2 separate regions of the Homo sapiens genome follow, and region 1 is linked to region 2. The links are chromatin loops, found by intact Hi-C in ENCODE. Cell type or tissue: psoas muscle. All regions are shown on one strand. Links, peaks and the distances in the headings refer to the core of each region. The heading gives the core; the rest is flanking DNA.

What was found. Hi-C counts contacts between places; a loop is a spot of excess contacts. Peaks named below come from ENCODE experiments on the same cell type or tissue, not always from the same donor. Only the 100,000 strongest peaks of a DNase experiment are listed, where the experiment ranks them.
Region 1: it touches region 2 in a loop (2.5-fold over the local background); 25 of 110 quality-filtered maps call a loop at or near these places.

The regions. Positions count from the first base shown.
Region 1 is chr10:29,583,768-29,589,144 of GRCh38, forward strand. The region is part of intron 1 of SVIL (supervillin); the gene reads right to left. Among named protein-coding and RNA genes, the nearest start is that of MIR938, 16 kb to the right of the region's middle. RefSeq lists enhancers at 263-764, 765-1,264, 1,542-2,042, 2,043-2,543. In psoas muscle, for the core only: no CTCF peak of the experiment used is centred there; DNase peaks (open chromatin) are centred at 926, 2,014 and 3,554; H3K4me3 peaks cover 2,964 bases; H3K27ac peaks cover 4,898 bases.
Region 2 is chr10:29,533,332-29,538,708 of GRCh38, forward strand. It overlaps SVIL (supervillin), which reads right to left. Exons shown (of 38, transcript NM_021738.3): 7 at 2,658-2,738; 8 at 1-127. Among named protein-coding and RNA genes, the nearest start is that of MIR604, 9.1 kb to the right of the region's middle. RefSeq lists enhancers at 4,779-5,280, 5,281-5,377. In psoas muscle, for the core only: CTCF peaks have their summits at 2,347 and 2,547; a DNase peak (open chromatin) is centred at 2,330; H3K4me3 peaks cover 1,925 bases; H3K27ac peaks cover 4,763 bases.

The DNA.
Region 1 (5,377 bases), core at 128-5,127, 50 kb after region 2:
GCTCACAGTGCAGGTGCCTTGGGGAGGTCATGACACAAAATAAATCAAAGGCACATTCCACACTGTCTGTTGAAATGACTCAAGACACGTTTATGCGTGGGTGTAACATCTGATTAAGCAAAGGATATCAAACTTGGGTGGCCCTCAGACCACTTGCGGTATTTGTTTAAAATGAAAGTCCTCCCACCACAGGTGATTAGGATACGCCCACAGAATTAGAAAACCATGAATACAAGCCACCGATGATATAAAGCCTGGGAAGAAACAGGGAAACAGCATAATCAGATGGGGTGAGTGTGACGAAGGAAGGCTTCCTGGAGGACGAGACTGGAGAGCTTACTTGTGGAGGAGATGATGGCAATAGGTGAACAGGGAGGCCATGGGCCCTCACCTCCGTGCCAGGAAGAAGAGCGGACAGTGTGGGAGCTGGAACTGGGAAGAGGCCTAACCGGGGCGTGGGCTTAAATGGTCCCATCCCTCTGCATGGTAAATGCGCCTGACAGCAATCACTTAGGCACACCCTGAGAATGGCCCTGTATGGCAGCGGCACCTGCATGGGGTTCAGGGTTCCAAGCTAAGGAATCCAGGAGAGGCCAACTGGAGATTCGTTCCTTATCTATGAGGAACATCTGAGCAGCTTCCCTGCCCTGCTGCCACCACTGCATGCACAGGGGGTCTGGACTGTTTGTTTTGGGGTATGTGAAGGCTGCCAGGTGGAGATTGTCGGGGAGGTGCCAAGTGGACATGCTATTGCTATATAAACTGCATGCCTTTTGAAAGCGGTTGTGGTTCTCCCACTCAGCCCGCTGCCACTGGACTCTCTCCCCTGTATGCAAGCCCACAACAGAACCCCGTGCCTCGTTCACTGGCTCTGGGTCTCCTCTTCGGCCTCTTTAACCTGCGGCCTTCCCATGGAGTCGACACGGGTTCGGCAAGACAGCCACCCACATTCAGACGGAACGTGCTGTGGGCCCAGCCAGGGCATTCTGAGGTGGGAAGGGAGGCCGTGGACAGCCCGTGAAGAAGCATCAGAGCCATCCCTGTAGCCCAAGTGGAAAAAGAAAATTCAGATACTTGTCACACCCAGACATCAAGCTGGGATACATCATGCTGCTTGGTCTTCAGGTGGTGAGAAAATACATTAAAGAAATAGACAGGGTCTTGCTCCATCACCCAGGCTAGAGAGTGCAGTGCTGCAATCACAGCTCACTGAAGCCTCGACTTCGGGTTTGAGCAGTCCTCTCCCACCTCAGCCTCCCAAGTAGCTGGGACTATAGGTGCACATCACCATGCTCAGCTAATATTTTTATTCTTCTTCCTTTTTTTTTTTTTTGAGACAGGTTCTCCCTCTGTTGGCCAGGCTGGAGTGCAATGGCATGATCATGGCACATTGCAACTTTGATCTCCTGAGCTCCAGTGACCCTCCCACCTCAGCTGGGACCACAGGTGTGTGCCACCACACCTGGCTAATTTTTGTAGAGACAGAGTTTTGCCATGTTGCCCAGGTTGGTCTTGAATTCCTGGGCTCAAGTGATCTACCTGCCTTGGCCCCACAAAGTGCAGATATTACAGGAGTGTGTCACCATGCCCAGCCTATTCCTTATAGAGACAGTGGCCTCACTATGTTGCCCAGGCTGGCCTTGAATTCCTGGCCTCAAGAATCCTTCCACCTCATTCTCCTAACATGCTGGGATTATAGGCATGAGCCACCACGCCCGCCAAACTATTTTTTTAACAAGAGGAGAAAGTGAATTTGTGCTTTCCCTGAACAGCAAGCAGCAGATATAAGCAATGAAAAGAAGACAACGAGGACACCGCTCCATGCTCAAAAGAGACACCAGCAGAGCTGAGCCAGCAGCATCTCAGATGTCATCTCCCAACTGTGCTAAAAATACACACACACACACACTCTGAATCTGACTCCAGCAGTAAGAGCGTCCCTGTTCTCATGCAGCAGCTTATGAGCCCTGGTGCCCCAAGATCTCTGGAGGGAGGGGAGAACTGAAGCCGGGGTCCGGAGCAGTCAGGAGTCAGAGTGAGCCGCGGTTCGCGTCTGTCTTCCCGGCAGGTGTCCGACGCCTCAGCTCAATGAATGAGAAGCCGCTTAGACAAGGGATGTGAGCCAGAGCGCTCTGAGCGCGGTCACTGCCCCATCCTGAACGCAGGCTCCTCCAGGTGTTCGTTTGCCTCATGTGCAGCTTTGGTCCATGAGCCATAACCCATAGAACCTGAGGCATCTGAACGAGCATTTCAGTGCAGGAAAGTGCCGTCTTCACTAACTTTCAGCTACTGCAGCAAGTTTGGAAGAAACTCAAACGAGAAAAGATGGATTCAGCCTTACAGGTTCCGTTGGGAAAACGGTCCCCGTGGATGCTCGGCTGTGGCTATTAACCACACACACTCATTAAACAGCTTTACTGAAGAGAACAAAAAGGAGAGGGGAGGCTGGTTAATGCAATTTGAGGAGAGAAATGTACGATGGAGAGGTTATTGAGTGCATTCAGTCTACTCTACATTTTTATTTTAGTTTTTAATTGACAAATAATAAATGTACATATTTATGGGGTACGGAGTGATGTTTGGATATGTATAATGTATAGTGATCACAGATTCACTAGTGATCACTAGTGATTGCCCACTAAGCCCTAGATACATGAGCTATACCATTCTGTCCTTGGGGAAATCACCTCCCTAATGCAAGTGACTTATTCCACTTAGCTCACTTGTGGCAGCCGTGGAACGCAGGTCCCTTGGCTCCTAAAACTCTGCCATTTCCATTGTACCACCTGACTATCTAGTTATATTTCCTCCCTACTATACACATGACCTCACCATTCAAAAAAGTTTACTATAAAACATAAACAAGATTCTGAGAGTCCACAAAACATCTTGCATTAAAAGGAAAACATTCCACATTTCCTAATATGGAATACTACGCAGCCATAAAAAAGAACGAAACTATGTCCTCTGCAGGGACATGGATGAAGCAGGAGGCTACCATCCTTGGAAAACTAACGTAGGAACAGAAAAACCAAATACTACTTGTTCTCACTTATAAGTGGAAGCTAAATGATGAGAACACATGGACACATAGAAGGGAACAACACACACTGGGGCCTTTCGCAGGGTGGAGGGTGGGAGGAGGGAGAAGATTATGAAAAATAACTAATGGGTACTAAGCTTAGTACCTGGGTGATGAAATAATCTCTACAACAAACCCCCATAACACATGTTTACCTATATAACAAATCTGCACATGTACTCTTGAACTTAAAAGTTAAAAACAAATTTTCCCGATAAAGTCCATACTCCGTAGAATAAGCCCTGATACAGAACTGAACACACAAGCTACGCAGTGAAGAAAGCCTCGTACCATTCTGTCCTTCGGACAGTCACCTCCCCCTGCAAACCTCCTGTTCTCCAACCAACCCATAAAGTATGCCTGCCAAGGAGAGTGCATATTCCTGTCATCACAGAGCACTATCATTAATAGAACAGTACTAGGCCACGTCTCCGGGGCTCGGGTTCTCCGGCTTCGTACAGGACACAAGCTCACTGCCACCGCCTCTGCCAGCCAGTCCCCAGCCACCAGCCTCCGCAGTCTGCCTAATAAGGCAATCTGCAGGTTGACGGGTGGCTTACAGGTCACCACTGCACAATGCACGCTCTGGGCTTGAAGCAAAGGGAGAGGCTACCTTTTGGCAGACAAAGGGTTACCCTGTGCCAAAAACTCTTCCAAGGCCGCACTGGGACTCCATTTACATAATAATAGAAACTTGTCCCTGCAGTTGGCCAGACTCCAGCCACAGGGTCCAGCTTACAGAGCTGAAGAAAGCTGAACTTCTGCAGTGGCCTGGAGCTTGCTCAGCCTTTACATGGAAACGTCTCCTCTTTGCCTTCTCCCAACCTCATCAGAGGACTCCCAGAAAGTCCATCTTGCAGGAACTTAGGTGGCATATATTCAATCTCCGAGACTCCCTGACTTCAAAACAGCAACCTGCAAATTGACTGCATATCCCGGATGCTTAAAAAGAAGCCATAGGTCAGGGGAACAATTCTTAGCATTCCAGAAAATGATTACACACCAGCGAAAAGTGGACGTCTGTATTTCCAGCTAAGGAGGCGGAGTTGTTGGTCAAGCGATGCCTGATTACAAATATTCATTATTTTTAATTCTATGAAGATCTGGACTCAGAGACTCTCCCCCACCCTGGCCCCTGCACTGTACTACGCATACAAGGAAAAGAACAGATCTCTGGTGATTAATTGCAGCACATTCATCATTGCATGAATTTCCTTCAGCTTTTAGCCACGGGGCCCCTTTGTCATTCAGAAGGCATCCCACCCACTGGCTCACCAGAATTTAATATGTCCCAACGGAGTTTTGAAATCTACCAGCATTTCAACAGTGGACTGGAGCTGCCGAACCACAGCAAAATTAGGAAGGGGTCAAGGAGCATGAGATAGCAATACCGTGGAGGTTAATAGTCAGCAAACCACCAGTTTAGAGTCCTGTGCCTAGTCAAATCTAGCACCGCTGAAACGTGTGCTGGTGGCAGAGACGCATCTGACACTTCGTCCCTTCACTCTGCCCTTTGTGCCGGTGTCCAGTGCGGACTCTCTTCACGTTAAGACACTTCCTGTGCAGTTTCTTGGACACCCAGCAGTGAACATACAGCACCCATTCATTCTCTGCTTCTCTGGGAAATGGAGTCTGGGATGTCTGAAACAAGACTCATGAAAAATGGTTGCCTATTAAGGGCCATTATGTTGGGGATGTAAATAGCGATTGATTTTTAATTTACACTAATTCAGCATTTACCAAACCAAAATAGTCCCTAGGAAATTCTCTGACAGAGCGTGAAAGGAAAATAGAACCTTGGGAACCCCAAACTCACTATGCCAAACGGAAAGTGAAGCTTAGGAACCGAGTCACACAAAAGCTGCCTGCCTTTTGTCCCCAGAAAGATAGCTGTGACCTCACAGGCTTAGGGTACCTTATGTAAAATGTAGATTTACTGTGCAAGAGATAAATGCGTAACTGACTTCCCCCTCCTTTGTTTTCACATGTAAAATGTAGATTCACAGAATGCTCATCAGAGCCTCACAAGAATGTGACCACTTGCCTCACTTCCTACCTCCCCCACCCCCCCTTTTATTCCTTGTCCTTAAAATACTGAAGTCCTCAAACCCAAACCCAGTTTGGAAAAAGCACAGGACATTCATCCCACTGGGACTTGTGTCCCTTTTTCCCCAGGAGCATCCTGAATGTTGGCAAAATAAACCTTTAAGTGGATTGAGATGCCTCGGTGACTTTTCGGTTCACAGGAGTTTATCAGAAATTCCTGTCTAGATATTCATGCCAAAGGGAAAAAAA
Region 2 (5,377 bases), core at 260-5,259:
CTCAGACTGAAATGACACGTAATGGACTGGCGCTGGCTGGTGTCTCCTCTGAGTTACGGACTCTGAGGCGAGTTCAGGGCTGTTTCGAGCACTTTCCTCTTTCACCAATTTTTCTCTAACTTTAACTCTTTAAGAAAGAAAAAGGATTTAAGTTGCAAAGTGCAGTAACGGCCTCACAGGAGGAAAGCATGCGTAGATCACAGATTACCAGTGAATGGAAACTGACCTGAGAGAGAATAACTTGTGAAAAAGCATTTTGGTGTCTAATGTCAACTACTTGTCAGATGATCCTGAGTTGAGTTTCCAATTTGCATATGTATGCCCAGGAGGTGCAAAACTAACTCTACCCCTGTAAAAGCTGGCAGGGGTCAGATGCTATCCTGGGGGAGAATGGGTCCCTTCTGACTAAATAAATACCCAGAAGCCACAGAAAAATGCGTTAATATCCACCACCAGCATGCATTAGGGCATAATGAGCCTGGTCCCTTGAATCAGTAAGCTTTCCTCATGTACACGCCCAGAACACGGACTGTGGGGGAAGGTTCCTGGCATACAGACACCTATTGACCAAACGCTGTAATTTCATTGTCGTCTGAAAATGTAAGAGCACTCACGATTATTTATGCTTTTTATTTAGTTCAAGATACAACAATCACCTCTCTTTTAAAGCACTCAACTAGACATTCACAAGCTTTTTCATGCAATGCAGAGTATATTCATTCATTCAGAAGGCATGTGGCCAGTCTGGGCATCATTATGAATAATTCTAGCACCAAAAGAATGTTAGAGAAAAGATAGTTGCTGACAGAACTAATGAAGTGAACATTTCCCACCACCATCCCCCTGTCCTGCTGTTATGCTCTTAGTTAAAAATGAATCCCAAAAGAGAGGCCGGGCCCTGGGGCTCATGCCTGTGATCACAACCTTTTGGGAGGCCTGGGCAGGAGGATCATTTGAGGCCAGGAGTTTGAGACCAGTTTGGGCAACATAGTGAGATCTTGTCTCTACAAAAGTAAAAAACAATATCTAGGTGCAGTGGCGTGTGCCTGTAGTCCCAGCTACTTAGGAGGCTGAGGCAGGAGGCCCACTTGAATCCAGGAGTTTGAGGCTGCAGTGAGCTATGATTGTACAGCTACACTCCAGCATAGGCAACAGAGAGAGGCTCTGTCCCTAAAAAACAAAAATAAAATAAAAATAAAGAGAGATTGCTCCAGTTGTTTCTAAAGTTATTCAAATATCTGAGAGCAAAACTGACATCCTTTTCAAAAGCTACAGACCTTTTTCCATTACTGCAAAACAAAGAAACCAAGAGCTCTGGCTGTGGGGTTGGAAGAGACCTCTGCTCAGATCCTGGCTCAGTCAGGTTGAGCTGTGTAGTGTTGGGCAACTCACCTGCCCTTAGTAAGCCTCAGTTGCTTTACCTTTTAAATGGAAATAATAGTGACATAATGTAATGTGATATTTGCAAAGCACGTGGCTTAGTGCTTAGCAAAGAGTAAATGTTTAATAGTGTTATCTAGTTCTTATTTTTGGTTTTTGAAGTACCATGTAGTGGGAAAGGAGACACAATTCCAACTACTTGAGAATGGAAAACTGATTAGGGCTCAGCTTTAAAAAGCAAAGAGGGCTTTTGGAGTGGGAAAAGGGATTTCTTGCGGGGAGAGGAATTTAGACTGTTTACTTAAGCTTAATTGGCAAAAGTAATTATTTATGATGTGCACTGTATGGAAAAGAATAGTTTATTTAATGACAAGTGCACCCTGCTAAATTTGATAAAAACTCCTATATATTTTTTTTAACGTACGAGGCAGTGTATCTATATATGTGTCATTAAAGGACAATCCACACAGACGCACATAGAGGTGGTAACTATGAACAACTCAGGGAAAGAAAACATTCTTAGTTGTTATTTTTCCCAGAGATGAGCCAGTGTTGGAGGTTTTCATACTTAAAACGTTTGTTAATCAAAAGGAGACTGAAGCGCGGTTCCAGTTCTCCTGTGGAATGCGTGCTCCTGATCAGAGACAATCTGAATGTTGTCCTCAGCCAAGAACAAAGTGACTGTCAGAAACTCTGTGTGTGGAGCTTTGTCCTTCCATGACTTACTCATTCTGACTCCTTCCGCCTCTCCCTGCCCCCAGTCTTAAAAATGAAATGATAGGGGGTTTTGTTTGCTTTTAAAACCACATGCCCTAAATTTAACTGTTGAAAATTAACTACTGGTTTAGAGATGAGGAGATATGAAAGCAAGGAGGCTGGAAGGGCTGGGAGCAGTGGGAAGCTGAGCAGATGGGACGCCGGCTAGCGAGTCCAGCTATGGAAAGGAGCCCAGGGCCTGGCTGGGTGCTCACTACTGCCCCTCACTGGCCAGTCCTATGTGAGTTGGTGAGAAGGGAAAAGCAAAAGGTCAAGTAAAAGGTTTGTCAATCAAGAAAGATTGACAAAGATTGAAAAAGAGGGGGAAGGAGAGATACTATTAGCATGGATTAGGGCATGTGGAGGGGAAAAGCAAATGATTAGAAAGTAACTTCCACGTGATTTTCAAGTGCACTGGTATTAAAGAAGGCAAGAGGAGAGTGGGTGTTAGCTGATGTGTGGTCAGGCAGGAGGAAGCAACACTCATGCACACAAGCCCCAGAGGGCCGGCGTGCGGGTACCTGGAAGGCCAGTTGATAAGTGAAGGTGTGTCCCCTTCGGAATCTTTCTGGAGAAACCACTCATGTTTGGGTTTCCCTGTACTATTGTGTACAAAAAACAAAACCAGATAATCTCTATTAAAACGTCAACATATACACAGACTTTACCATAACTTAAAACCTAAAGGCTGATTTTTATTAAGAATAATCCTCACTTATAAGTGGGAGTTAAACATGGAGTACACATGGTCACAAAGAGGGAGCAGCAGACATGAGGGCCCACTTGAGGGAGGAGAGAGGCAGGAGGGCGGGGATGGAAACACAACCTGTGGGCTGCTGTGCTTATTACCTGGGTGACAAAATATTTAATACACCAAAGCCTTGTGACAATTTACCTACATAACAAATCTGCACATGTACCCCTGAACCTAAATTAAAACTTAAAAAAATAAACAAACAGGAATATTATAGGGAAAAAAAGAATAATTCTGTCTTTTGAAAATGTATAAGCACATTTTGCTATAGAGTTCATATTCACTTCATGGAGTTTCCAGGACATGTGGCTCACTACTAAAATCAAGAGGTAAAAATAAATGTATCTAAGGCCATCAAATCATGTGTTTTCCCAAGTAATTTTAAATTATTAGAAAGGAGTCTGTTGGCCGGGTGCAGTGGCTCACGCCTGTAATCCCAGCACTTTGGGAGGCCGGGGTGGGTGGATCACCTGAGGTTAGGAGTCCAAGACCAGCCTGGCCAACATGGTGAAACCCCATCTCTACTAAAAATACAAAAAATTAGCCGGGTGTGGTAGTGGGCACCAGTAATTCCAGCTACTCGGGAAGCTGAGGCAGGAGAGTTGCTGGAACCTGGGAGGTGGAGGTTGCAGTGAGCCGAGATCATGCCACTGCACTCCAGCCCGGGCGATAACAGCACGACTCTGTCACAAAAAAAAAAAAAAAAAAAAGAACGGAGTCTATTATAGTCACACTCTGCCCACAAATACCAGGCAATTCTCTTGTAAGCAGCTGACTAAAAGTAAAAGGTAATTTAATTTCCATAAGTTTTGCAGTGGCACGTTGGTAAATAGCCTAATATAAAAATAGCATCTATGTAAAACAACACATTTCAAATAAAGAAGATAATTAAAATAAATAAAAATAAAATAAAATAAGTCAATGGGATCACATTTTTAGTTGCTATTACACATTTTCCTTTTAAAATTATCACTGAATAATGTGACCAACACAAGAGTTACAAGTACTAATTCAGGTCCATTCTGCTGATATTTATTGAGCTCCTAGTAAGTGCAAGTAATGAGCTAAGGAACGACGAAAATGAATCATAAATCAACATAGCCATTAAAAACCTTAAACCGCAGGTAGGCTAGGTAATATATAGTCCACACATTCATTCCTCAACACACGACTGAGTATGATGCCAAGCAGAATATGAACGAGTAATTATACCAGGCTGAAGGTATTTTAGAGAAACATCATGGGTAAGGACAACCTTGTTTTAACAACATAAAGCAAGTCAAAGGAGGAACACTCAGATTACTGCCCTGTCTCCTCTTACAATGTAGAAAGAAAAAAAGGAAATTCTACAGGCTAGTTACAATGTTTACCAGCTCAAAACTTTATGAGCCTATCTGCAAGAATTTTTCAACACCAGGCTGGAAACACATTGCAGCTCAAAAAGAAATTTCTAAAAGAAAATAAAAGTTATAATCAACTTAATTTTCTAAAATCATTTTGGTTTGAGTTTTGGTTGGAGGGGACAGGCAGGTACCTGGCACCGCTATTGTACGTCTTGCTGTAACCACTGACCTCTATCTCGGTCTAGGCTTGGACTGATCTGTTTCTCCAGTAAGATCCTTCAGCCTTGCTACTCCTAAAACTATCACCCCACCTCCCCATCCTCTGCATCACATCAATTTTGCCCACAGCAAATAAAAAGTTAAGATGTATGTAAAGTCATTTCATTTCCAAATATAAAGGGTCCAATTCATCAACTTTTATTTGATGGGAAGAGTTTGGCGCATCGCCTGCAGCCAGGAACGAAGGCAGTGCAACTCAGTCCAGTGTGCAGAGGGCAAGAGGGGCCAGCAGACGCCTGCTGTTGGAAATGACATCAAGTTCCTATAACGAATCTGCCGCCTTCACAGGGTTATGTTTAGGCTGAATGCTTTCTGTATAACAGAGGGCTTTGTAAAAGAAGTGCAATACAACTTTTCGAACATGACCTTAACTGACAAGAATAAAATTTGATCAATATCACCGTCAAACTCCATCAAGGGCTTGTGTAAGAATGTTGGCTCAGCATTTATAAAATGGAAATCCCACACAGACACAGGGGACTTACTGGGCTCCATTTGCTTATTACACCTGAAATATGAAACCAGCCAAAAACCAAAGGACTACCACCAGGGTGGTGAATACTCAAAGTCTGAGTATATAGACAGTCTCCGACTTAAAATGGTTCAATGTAAGATTTATTGACTTTAAGATGTTGTGGAAGTGATAGGCATTCAGGAGAGCCTGTGCTTGGAATTGTGAATTCTGTTCTTCTCCTGGGCCGGTGGTGTGTGGTGCGATGCTCCCCTGCGATGCTCGCAGAGGCAGTGAGCCGCCGCTCCCAGATCGCCACCAGCCATACAACCATGAGGGGAACGACCCATCTCCATAGTGTGCTGCATGGCCAGATGGTTTTGTCCAAATCCAAGCTAATGTGAGTGTTCTGAG